Regions from separate parts of the Homo sapiens genome. Here all the other regions are linked to region 1. Evidence: chromatin contacts called from ENCODE Hi-C or POLR2A ChIA-PET data. All regions are on one chromosome and are shown on one strand. The core of a region is the stretch at or near the end of the contact, and the rest is flanking DNA. Distances in the headings are between cores, read along the strand shown.

Evidence for each region. Hi-C counts contacts between places; a loop is a spot of excess contacts on that map. ChIA-PET counts read pairs that join two places held with the same protein, here RNA polymerase II (POLR2A). Pooled maps may share reads with other maps.
Region 2: a map of naive thymus-derived CD4-positive, alpha-beta T cell shows a loop between it and region 1 (2.9-fold over the local background). The contact joins the enhancer-like site here to the promoter of SEPT5-GP1BB in region 1. A Hi-C loop is called at or near these places in 2 of 168 maps with a recorded cell type or tissue (breast epithelium and naive thymus-derived CD4-positive, alpha-beta T cell) and 4 of 50 pooled maps. POLR2A ChIA-PET finds 5 or more read pairs at or near these places in 2 of 52 experiments (H1 and K562).
Region 3: a loop to region 1 is called in a pooled map, with 10 times the contacts of the local background. The contact joins the enhancer-like site here to the promoter of SEPT5-GP1BB in region 1. A Hi-C loop is called at or near these places in 5 of 50 pooled maps. POLR2A ChIA-PET finds 5 or more read pairs at or near these places in 2 of 52 experiments (H1 and WTC11).

The regions. Positions count from the first base shown.
Region 1 is chr22:19,715,137-19,718,802 of GRCh38, forward strand. SEPT5-GP1BB (SEPT5-GP1BB readthrough) reads left to right here and starts at 2,084. Exons shown (of 12, transcript NR_037611.1): 1 at 2,084-3,666. All of the region lies in intron 2 of SEPTIN5 (septin 5), which reads left to right. RefSeq lists enhancers at 2,019-2,660, 2,661-3,301, 3,649-3,666 and silencers at 2,717-3,136, 3,147-3,326, 3,303-3,473.
Region 2 is chr22:19,889,740-19,893,405 of GRCh38, forward strand. The region is part of intron 11 of TXNRD2 (thioredoxin reductase 2); the gene reads right to left. Among named protein-coding and RNA genes, the nearest start is that of RTL10, 37 kb to the left of the region's middle. RefSeq lists enhancers at 817-1,325, 1,326-1,834, 1,835-2,342, 2,343-2,851 and silencers at 2,576-2,985, 3,152-3,356. Within about 2 kb of position 1,937, at least 13 of the 41 ENCODE cell types and tissues checked have a DNase peak (open chromatin) inside an H3K27ac peak, as active enhancers do; they include breast epithelium, where a contact is called at or near this core.
Region 3 is chr22:19,574,825-19,578,490 of GRCh38, forward strand. No RefSeq gene overlaps it. Among named protein-coding and RNA genes, the nearest start is that of LINC00895, 9.8 kb to the left of the region's middle. Within about 2 kb of position 2,092, at least 11 of the 41 ENCODE cell types and tissues checked have a DNase peak (open chromatin) inside an H3K27ac peak, as active enhancers do.

The DNA of each region.
Region 1 (3,666 bases), core at 834-3,333:
GCCACGCTGGGGGAGGGGAGTCAGGCTCCATCAGCCAGCACAGTCCCTGAACAGCCCTACAGCAGAGGGCCTGTGGTCACCACCCACCTCCCCTGCACCTTCATGCCCCTTTCCCTCCCCATACACAAATTTGAGTGTTCAGGTCTGCAACAGGGACTCTTCCCCAGATTGGGAACCCCCAGGGTCTGGTCTGAGTCATTCTGGGTGCCCAGATGGGTCCTGGGACCCTGTGGGTACAAATAGGCTTGTGGCTTCTCAAAAGGGTTGGCCCCACCCTCCAGGAAAGCAAGACTGGACAGGAGGCTGGTCTAGGCACCTGGGTGAAACCCAGCCGAGCTCAGGGTTAAACAATGCTGTGAGGCCCCTGGGGTGGGGCGGGGGCTGACAACCAGGTGGGCTGGGGGGGCTGGGGAAAGCCTGCTGGTGTCCTCTCTGGCTTGAGCTCAGCCATCTTTGGAGGAAAAAAGAAGAGCCCAATTCTGGCACCAGGGTGGCACTGGCAGCCCCCATCAGGGATGGAGTTTCTCAGGAGCCATGGATGCTGAGTGGAACTCCAGAGTCCTGGCCCAGGGTGCAGCAGGCAGGGCAGGAGGGCGGGCAGGGGGGCCAGGAGCTGGGGGAGTCACTGGCTGACCAGTGCCATTCTCCTGGAAGGGACACACCCCACCCAGAGGTGGATGAGGCTCTCTGGGAGGGGCCCCTTGGGGAGCCAGGCTGGGAGCTGCCTCCCCATCACAGCAGGTCAGACAAAGCCTGAGATGCAGGGACACATGCGTCAGGCTACTGTTTGAGGGAAATGGAAGGAACTGAGGCTGGGAAAGCCAGGAGGCCAGGCCCCTGAGGCTTCTCCTGTGCCTGCAGGTGTCCCCAGCTTGACCCAAGGGCACTCTGAGACCCTGGGCTCCAGCCACTGCTGTTGGGTGCAGCCAGGTTCTCTTGCCCATTACTGCAGGGTGGGGACCCCCTCCTGCTGAGGTGCCCATCGTTTGAGGTCAACCGGGAGTCCACCTCACCCCATCCCAGGCCTCCCAGGCCTCCAAGCCCAGAGGAAGAAGGCACTGTGTGGCCAAGGAAGGGAGCCCCGGAGCAGGAGCCAGGCCAGGTGTCTGGGTGACCAGTGGGTCTGGGGGAGCTGGAAGCACATGGCAGCTTCCCTGCTACCACCGTTGCTGAGCCTCAGCCTGTCCAAGCATTCTTTTTGCTCTTTGAAAGGGGGCTGTAGAGGCATTGGGGGAGTTCCGTCACTACGCTCTGTGCCCCCACCTCCTCACAGGCAGCACCGGTGATCTCTTGGCCCTGGCTGCTGCTCCCAGAGCTGACTCGGGTGATTCTAAGAATGGAAGTGCCAGAGAGGCTCAGGCATTGGGAGGAGATGGGCGCAGCTGTGTCATATGGCTCAGGAAGCCCTGGGAGTATCTTTTGTCACTTGGGGACCAGAGAAAGGGGGTGGCAGGTACGGCCCCTTCCTTGAGGCTCCCCCAGGGAATCCACAGGCCCTGACTGGGCCCCAGTGGGTGGCAGGGCAGGTGGGTTGAACGCTGAGAGTGAGATTCTTGCCCTCCTGACCTGGGCCTCCCCAGAGGCTGTGCCTTACCAATGGGGAAACTGAGGCAGGCAGTCTGAGAGCCACACACTCTGTTAGACACCTCCTAGCCTGAGGCCTAGGCCCAGGGCTGTCTGTCTTCCTGGAGATGCCCTGGGCCTGAGATGCCAGCCTGTCTGGGTGGGTGCTGGGCTTCGAGGTGTGGACCCTCAGTTGGAAACTGGGTGGGACTCAGCCTAGAGGCTTCCTGCAGGTCAGGGCCATGGAAGGCTGGGGCCAGTGAGGAGGCTTTCTGGCAGCAAGGACTGAGGGATGCACTGGTAGAGCTGGGGGGCCTGGAGCTGCCCCCTTTCCCTGGGATGAAAGGCTCTCCTGTTCCCAGCTGTGGGCCTGCCCCTCCTCCCCAGGTGCCAGTGGTCCAGGCCCCACAACAGGACCAGGGCCTGGACAGGAAGTGGAGGAGGTCTCTCAGCCAGGAGAGCCTAAGGGAGGGCTGGTGGCGGGTGGGGTGGGGTGGGGTTGGGGCCTCCAGCTTCTAATGTTCTAATGTGCAGGGGCTTGGCCTGACCAGTCCTACCCTGGAACCTTTCCAGGCCCCATGTCCTGCTCCGCTGGGCTTGCCTGTTGGGATTCTACTGGGGTCATGGAGGTGGGTGGCCCACAGAGCGGAGCTCGGGAGACCCCCGCAGTCCCTGGAGTAGCCACATGGGAGGGAGGCCCGGCTGGCAGGAGCTCCCAGTCCCTCCAATCCTGTGGGTCAGAGCTGGTGAGGATGCTCAGAGGGCAAGGGAATGTCCACAGAAGCACGTGGGAGATGGGTCCCATCCCACCCCCACCCCTGTCTCTGAGGGCAGGGCCACCTGAGGGCTGCAGGGCAGCGCATGGGTGGCCGGCGTTTATTCAGCAGGCTGGCGGGGGCTTCCAAGTTTTGCAGGGACCTCCAGTACTCCGGCAGCCTGCACCCTTCCTTTCCCTTCCCTTCCCTTCTGTCCACCCTAAGCCTCCTAGGGGACAGGCAGGCTGGACTTCAGAAAAGGTGGGCTCTGCCCTCCTCCGGTCCCCCGAATGTCTTGGGAAAGAGTCCACCAAACACACATGCACACACCCGCGCACACGCACATACCCAATGCATGCACACACGTACACACACACGCATACACGCATGTATACACGCGCACACACGCAGGCATTACACACACACACATTACACACACACACCCGCACGGACGCGCACACACAAACGCGCGCACGCACGCACGCACGCACGGGGGAGGTCAGCCCCAAGCAGGGCTGGGGAGGGGTGCAGGGCGCGGCGTGTCTGTGGGCACTTGGGGCGTCGAGACGCCGCCGGGAGGTTTTCGGGCAAGTCTGCGAGAAGACGGCGGGCCCTGAACTGGGCGGGTACCCGCGCTGTTGCGCGTGGGTCCCGGGAGCGGCCTCCGGCGCCCTCTGGCGGGCGGAAGCCGCGCAGCACCTCTTGGGGGCGGGACGCGCGGTGGCTACCGACTCCCGGCCCGCCCCGGCCCGCGTGCAGGACCCGGTCGTCCCCTCCTGCTGTCCTGGAGCCCGGACTGAGGCCCCGGGGGCGCGGCAGGGCTCCCGGTCCACGCGAGCCATGGCCCGACCGCGCCTCGGCTCAGCCCTGCCCTCCGCAGCCGCTTTCGGGTGGCTCCGCCCGCGGCCCAATTTCCAGGCGACCGTTTCCCGGCGACGGCGGGCGGGGCCGTCTCTGCCGCCCCCCGCCGCGCGCTCCGCGGGCGCCTGCGACGCCCCGCCTCTGGCTCGGGTGCGGGAGCGGGGCCTGCCCGGACTGCGACGCCGCCACAGCTTGGGGCCAGTTCGCCCAGTCAGGGGGATGGCTCGGTCGGCCTCGGGGGTCGACGATCCCCCGGGTAGGCGACGTGCCCTGTCCAGGCCTCACTTCCCGCGTCCGCAAAACGGGGTGGACAACGCAGCCTAAGGCAGAGCCGCGCCAAGGTCCCTCGCTGTCGCCGGGCTCTGGCGGCCTGACCGGGCCTGGGGTCCGAGCGTGCCCCCGGGCCTGGGGGGGTCGCCGCGATGGACTCGCTGGCAGCGCCCCAGGACCGCCTGGTGGAGCAGCTGCTGTCGCCGCGGACCCAGGC
Region 2 (3,666 bases), core at 687-3,186, 170 kb after region 1:
TGTTGGGATTACAGGCATGAGCCACCTCACCCGGCCCTTTAACAATTGTTAACATAATTGCAATTGTAACAGGTTGGCTGCCCCAGGGCACCTGCAGACATTAGAGGGTGCATGGTAATATGCATAAATGGTGCTGACCTATCTCTAGAAGACTTTTCACCATGTTGTTCTTTTTTTTTTAATTGGTTTCCACTCAGTTCTAATCATTAAGTACTGAATTTGTCATGGTAACAAGACCCAGTTGGACAACCATGTATGCAGGTGCCGGCTGGCCTGTCAGATAGCTGTGGGCTCTGGACATAAGTGTGAACTAGCCCTCAAGCCAAGCGTGGGGCACCAGGCTGGTGGGTAAGCACAGGGCGCTGCCTCCTGCTACTCTGGCCTGGCCTCTGTGAGGTGTTAGCACCACCATGAGCTAGGGCTGAGCCAACAGTGCTGTCTCAGGAGCAGCAGCGCACGCCCGGGGCCACGTGGTGTGGAGGGGAAGGCCGCAGCCACCGCTCATAGGAAGAGCTCCATGAATGTTCATCTTGGCCCCACTTCAAAAAATATCAAACTCACAATGGAGGCAGATTTGGGTCTCTCTTGATGTCATTAATTACAAACTAAATTTGCACTAAAATAAAAAGGTGTTAGACTATCAAAGAGGGGCCTCCGATCCGTGTCACCTGCTCAGGGATGGCCACTCCACCCTGAGAGCATGGAGGCATGTGGATGCCAGGGTCACTGCTGGGCCCATCCCCACCGGGAAGAGCATAGCCACAAACTTGGTTTCACGCAGCTGCAGCAAGGCGCATCCCTGAGAGCAGTCCTGATGGGCCCACCGCAGCCCCCTCGCCCGGGCAGCATCCACACCCACCGCGGCCCCTAAGCCCCAGCTGCACCCACACCAGCACAGAGGGCATCCAGGAGGAGCCGCCCCTTCCCTCTCACCAGGCTTAGGATGCTCCCACCCATCCCCAGCTTGGTTCTTGCTTTCTGCCCTTTCCTGCTGCCTGGCACTCAACAGAGGGACAATCCGCAGGGACTTGTGTAGCTGAGTCTGCGGTGTACGGGAGCCATCAGCCGAGCACAGCTGAGCAAAGACAGTTGCCTGCCGTGTACATGCCAGCAAACAGTGCCTGGGTGGAGAGAGGAGCCCAGGGCTGCAGCCCACCCTGGCAACAGCTCCCCTCCTGGGCACCGCCAGCCCCCATCATCATCTCCTGGGCACCCCAGTCTCTCTGGCTGTGGTCCAGGCACACGTGCCACGTGGGGGAGACTATACAGGGGCAGGCTGTGGGGGTGGCCTCTGTGTGGTGCCAAGAGGAAGCCGGGAAGCCAAGCTCCCATGCTCCATGCATGTTGTGTTTCAGGCTCTGATGCTGGTTTACACACAGGTGGACATCTCTGAGTTATCTAAGATAAAGCCCAAAGAGGAAATAGCTTCAGTGGCTGGGGTAAGATCCAGACGGATTCCTTCCCTGGGTCTCGTCTCACCTGCCATATCACAAGGCCCCAGGCAGACCTGTGGCCACCCTCCCTGGCACTCAGGCACAACAGCTGCCTGGCTGTGGGACCCCCAGGTTTAGCGAGTCCCCTCCTGTGTCTGCTGGCTCTTCTGGCCATGGGCAGGACTCCTGTGGTGCAGGGAGGGATACGCCAGAGCCTTCAGCATCTCACCCTCAAGAGAGGGACAGAGAACCATCCAGAGGGGCTGGGGACGCCAAAGGGGCACATGAAGATCTCAACTTCCAGTTTTTCAGGGCTGCAGTCCAGAGGCAGTCTGTCCCTTCTTTAAAACCAAATCTAAACTTAACTGCACTTAGAAGCCCCTGCACTGGGAGGCGTTTGCTCAGGATGCCCCAGCCTGGCCCTGCTCCCCTAGACAGCCAGGGATTCAGGCCACAACTGGTTAACTCAGCGGGCGAATTCGAGCCCGCAGCAGTGCTGGCTGACTGTCTTCACTCAGCGCTGTAATCGGCACATCTGCAGACAGGAAATCCTCCTCACTGAAGTTCCCAGTCTATTATCTGAGACACCTGGTGTGGGCGGGTGATTCAGAGACAAACAATGAGCGGGGGCCCCCTGCACAGCAATTAACTGCTTTAACTGCTAATATGTTTAATCCACCACGTGGAGATCAAGGCTGCGTCGAGGAAGGGGCTCTGGTCCTCCTCTGCTTCCAGACTGCAGGGCCCACTTCGCAATGCCAATGTCCATGGTCCTCGCCAGCTGCGGCCAGGCGCCAGGCACACGGGCAACGGGCAGGGCCAGCACTCGGCCCCACACGGGAGCTCTGTGCAGCACCTGGGCCCCTTCTGTGTGTGTGTGCACCGGGCACGGAGGCATCCCCCCTTCCTGTCGGAGCCCAGCTTGTGCGGACGTAGTGCACACCCGGTACAGGAAGCAGAGTCGGAGATGTTGGCATTGCCAGCTGTGCCGCCCCTAGGGCGCTTTATTTTAACCTCCCAGAGTGGATCATCCTTTATTGCAAGTAGAAATAAAGCTTGGTTAAAGGCTTATCGTACAAACCAGCAGAAAACGCTCGCAGTTGCTGACCTGGGAAGTGGCTCCTGAATGTTTACAAAACCTGGCTCTGAGCAGCAGCGAAGTCAGCACATGCCCGAGCGGCCCCCAGCAGGCGCGCAGAAGCCGCGCCGCCCTCGGGAAGCAGGGTCAGAGGCCAAGGACTGTGAAAAGCTTCCACCCCCAGCATCAATCATGCCAGGCAGACTGTCTGGGGGATGCTCATTTTGAAAGTACAAAAAAATAAAACAGACTCCTAGCAAGGGAGGATGGGCGTGCAGGCCACGGCAGCTCTGCTGAGTAGGGAGGGGCCTCGCTTGTTGCCTGCCAGGCTGACGCCCCGGCTTTCCGGGGACACAGCCCCCGGCCCATTGGTCTGCTACATCCCTATGGGCTTGGTCGAGGGCTGCCCCTCGGTTCAATGGCAACAGCTCCCTTATGCTGTGGGTGAACGGAGGTGTCAGCAGACAGAGGAGGAGGGCTAGGGCGCGGTGGGAGGGAGAAACTCGCCACCTCCCCTTTAGAGTGGAGTTTATTTGGGAATGACAGTAGGAGGATAAATTTTGAAAGAAAAATAAAGTGGAGTTTAGGATGAGAACCATCAGTACACTCCAGAGTCCAAAATGTTACCTAATCCTTCGTAGTGTTTATCATAATAAACTTACTTAAAATCTACTTTTACAACGTGGCTGAGAACATTGCTCTTGCTGACTGATCACCTCCGGGCCAAGAGCCCTGCGTGCGCTCAGGCATCTCAGGTCCTCCCCGGTCATCACCTCTGCGCTTGTGTCCACTGCACAAAAGTGAAGCCTCAGCCGCTCCAGGCTGGTTTCCTTTCTGATTTCCCATTCCGAGTGACTGCTTCAGAAGTGCATCACCCTATGACACAGCTTGTGCCTCTGGGAGCCCTCCCCCAGGAGACACTGACCCCTGGCCAGCCCCACGCAAGCCCGGTTAGCTGATGGAGGTGGAGGCAGGTGATCTGAGAGGGACCCTGGCTCTGATCTTGGGCTCTCGCAGGGGACAACGGACCAGGCTCAGCACAGAAAGGCCTCGGAGAACTAACAACACTGACTAGGTTGCTCCCGCCTTCAACATGCAAGTTGACAGGGTGATTGGGAAAACTAGGAGCCTAAACTAGACGGCCAGGCACCGAGG
Region 3 (3,666 bases), core at 842-3,341, 140 kb before region 1:
ATTATTTTCCGTTTTATGTAAATGGGATCATACCATCATCCCAGCAACTCATTTTTTTGAAGGTTTGTTTTCTGATTATAAATGTCATGCAAAGGTATAATGGGAGTCCTCTCCTAAAATCCCATTCTCCAGAGATAACATCATTGTTAACATAGTCCTTAAACGTTTTCTTCTATACCTATATAGTATTTTATTATATGGATGAATCATTATTTATAATTATTCCTCTGTGGAAGAACATTTAGGTGCCTGTAAGTTTTCTTCTGTTAAAATATAGCCCTACAGTGAACATTCTTGAGTGTGTGTATTCACTTGTGTGCATTTGTGAGTAGTTTTGCAGGCTGGGCTCCTCCAAGTGGAATTGCTAGGCTAAAGGGCATGTACCTTTTAGAGGTTTTTGTTTGTTTGTTTGTTTGTTTGTTTTTTGAGATGGAGTCTTGCTGTGTCACCCAAGCTGGAGTGCAGTGGCGCGATCTCAGCTCACTGCAACCTCCGCCTCCCGAGTTCAAACAATTCTCCTGCCTCAGCCTCCCAAGTAGCTGGGATTACAGGCATGCGCCAACAAGCCCAGGTGATTTTGTAGTTTTAGTAGAGACAGGGTTTCACCATGTTGGTCAGGCTGGTCTTGAACTCCTCCTGACCTGTAGTGACCCACCCGCCTTGGCCTCCCAAAATGTTGGGATTACAGGCATGAGCCACCACGCCTGCCCAACCTTTTAGAGTTTTAACAGATGTTGCTCCGTGGCCTGAGAATGCCTGTTTCCCCACACTTTCTCCAGCACTAGATTTAACCTAATCTGTTGGGTGAAAAAGGTTGTCTTATTGATGCCTTAATTTACATTCTATCCATGACTTGCAACTTTAAGCATCTTTTAAAATGTTTATTGGTTACAGGCAATCTTCATGAGAACATTGTATCCTCTGTCTGTTTTTCTTTTGGGTTTCCTTTATTTTTCCTTAATGGAGTTGAAACAGTTCTTTGCAGGATCTGGCAGTTGATTGACAGCTTCTTAATTCTAAGAATGCCCCCAACTTAAAAGCAGCCCTGGAGGGTCCCCTTCTTCCGTGTCACCCCCAGTGTCTTGTGTGAGTTGTCACCGGGCCCCACTTGTTTTCCTCTGAAGCATTCTGACAGCTCTGCTCGTGGCCCCTGCGTTTAAGAGACATGCTGGGCCGGGCGCAGTGGCTCACGCCTGTAATCCCAGCACTCTGGGAGGCCGAGATGGGTGGATCACGAGGTCAGGAGATCGAGACCATCCTGCCTAGCATGGTGAAACCCCATCTCTACTAAAAATACAAAAAATTGGCCGGGCATGGTGGCAGGCGCCTGTAGTCCCAGCTCGGGAGGCTGAGGCAGGAGAATGGTGTGAACCTGGGAGATGGAGGTTGCAGTGAGCCGAGACTGCGCCACTGCACTCCAGCCTGGGTGACAGAGAGAGACTCCGTCTCAAAAAAAAAAAAAAAGAGACATGCTGCAGGCCAGGCATGGTGGCTCATGCCTGTAGTCCCAACACTTTGGGAGGCCAAGGCGGGCGGATCACTTGAAGTCGGGAGTTTGAGACCACCCTGGCAAACATGGGGAAACCCCGTCCCTACCAAAAATACAAAACAGCTGGGCGTGGTGCCTGTAATCCCAGTTAACTCGGTAGGCTGAGGCAGGAGAATTGCTTGAACGCAAGAGGTGGAGGTTGCAGTGAGTCAAGATCATGTCACTGCACTCCAGCCTGGACAAGAGTGAGATTCTGTCTCAAAAAAAAAAAAAAAAAGAGAGAGAGAGAGAAACATGCTGCTGCAGAGCACCCCTGCAGTGTTCCCGAGGTGTGAGGTGACAGAGCCCTAGTCTCTGATTCTGTGACAGCTTCAGAGGGTGACACTCTGTGTCGGGCCCAAAAGGGCTCCCCTGGGCTGTCAGTGATGAGCTTCTCTGGTCACCTTTGGGGGGTGCCGTAACCTCACCTCTGTTCAGTTTCTCAGATGGCCAGTCAGGGAAAAGAGTGGCCATCAACATATCATGAAAATGTTCTATTTGAAAATGCAGAGTACAGTTCCTGGGGACACGGGGATCTCCCAGTGCTCGGTGCTTCAAGACCCTGGGCAGTTCATATTAGACAATGTCACAGGAAGGTGTGAGTCATTCTGGGCGGTTGCTAGTGTGCCGTGCCTGTGGGCTTGGTGCTGGGGAGGCCAGGCAGGCTTGGTGGTGGGGAGGCCAGGCGTGGGAGTGATGCTCCTGACTATGCCTTCTCTCCCAGTCACTCCTTTCTGGGTTTTGTTAGGGGAGGGGGTGTCTAGGGCCCAGGCCATCACCAGAAGCTTGGCCCCCTGCTCTTGCTTCTGCCAAACACTCCACAGTTCAGCTGGAAGCGCCCTCAGGGTTGTCCAAGCTGCCTGCAGTTGGTTGTGCCTCCGACTGGCTCTGGCCCCGCCTCCCAGCCTCCGTAGCTGGTTCCTGAGCCCTACTCCTGGGGCCGCCAGCCTCTCCTACTTCCCTCCTCTCTCTCTGCTTGCTTTGCAGCAGCTTTACTGAGATATGATTCACATACCCTACAATTCACCCCTCGGAAGAAGAGTTCTTAGTAGAGTTTTCCATCATTTTTAGTCTGTTCACAGAGTTGTGTAACCATCACCATCCAGTTTAGAATATTTGCATGGCCCCAAAAGAAGCCCAGTACTCATGAATCAGTCACTCCCATTTCCCCCTCACCTACCTCCTCTCTCAGCCTCTCCCAGCCTCTCACAACCACCAGTCTACTTTCTGTCCCTATGGATTTGCCCTTTCTGGACATTTCATGTAAGTGGAATCAGATGGTATGTGGCCACTTGTGTTTAGAGTGGTGAGCAGAGCCCAGGCTGCGGCAGACATCCAGACCAAGGCGGTCTGGGCCAGGTGACAGCCTGGCTAGGGTTTGGCGAGGTCAGTTCCTCCTGCCTCCGTGGGGCCCATGAGCCGCAGTCCCCAGGGATGCATCCGGAGGGCATCAGAGGCAGGACGCCGAGCAAGCTGATACCCAAGGAGTCACAGCCACCCTGGGAGCTTAAAGGGCCGATGCAGGGATTGGGAGGCCGTGGTCTGGGTCAGTTGGGAACTGGGGGTGATCAGGGATGGCCACTCATAGAACCTCTGGATCCTGTAATCTAGAGAGACACGGAACATGAGCTCCCCTGTTGGTGTCTCTCCTGAACCCATTCCCTCAATATAGACACGCTTCTCCTTTGATGTTGTAGACAGTCTGAGATATATTCTACTAATTTTACCAGTTAGGCTTTCCGTGAATTGATGCCTTGTTAAAGTTCTCTAGAGGGTTTTGACATTCATTTTCATTCATTCACATCTTAGGGTGAATTATTTTAATCTAGGTACTTTCTTCCTAACAGAAGAATCAAGTTAATGAAACTGGAAGTCCCTAGTCTCCTTAGATTTCATAATTGGCCTCACAATGTCACAAGAACCCTGATCCTGGCACTCGTCCTATCAGGTGCTGTGCAAGGGAAGCGCTGTGAGTGACAGAGCAAAGCCAGGCATCTTTCAGTCAAGGATTTTCTCTCCAGTTGTGTGCAAGATAAGAAGTGACTGACTCTGTGTAGCCAGGAGGCTGAGGCAGGAGGATGGCTTGAGGCCAGCGGTTTGGGACCAGCCTAGGCAACATAGTAAGACTCGGTCTCTAC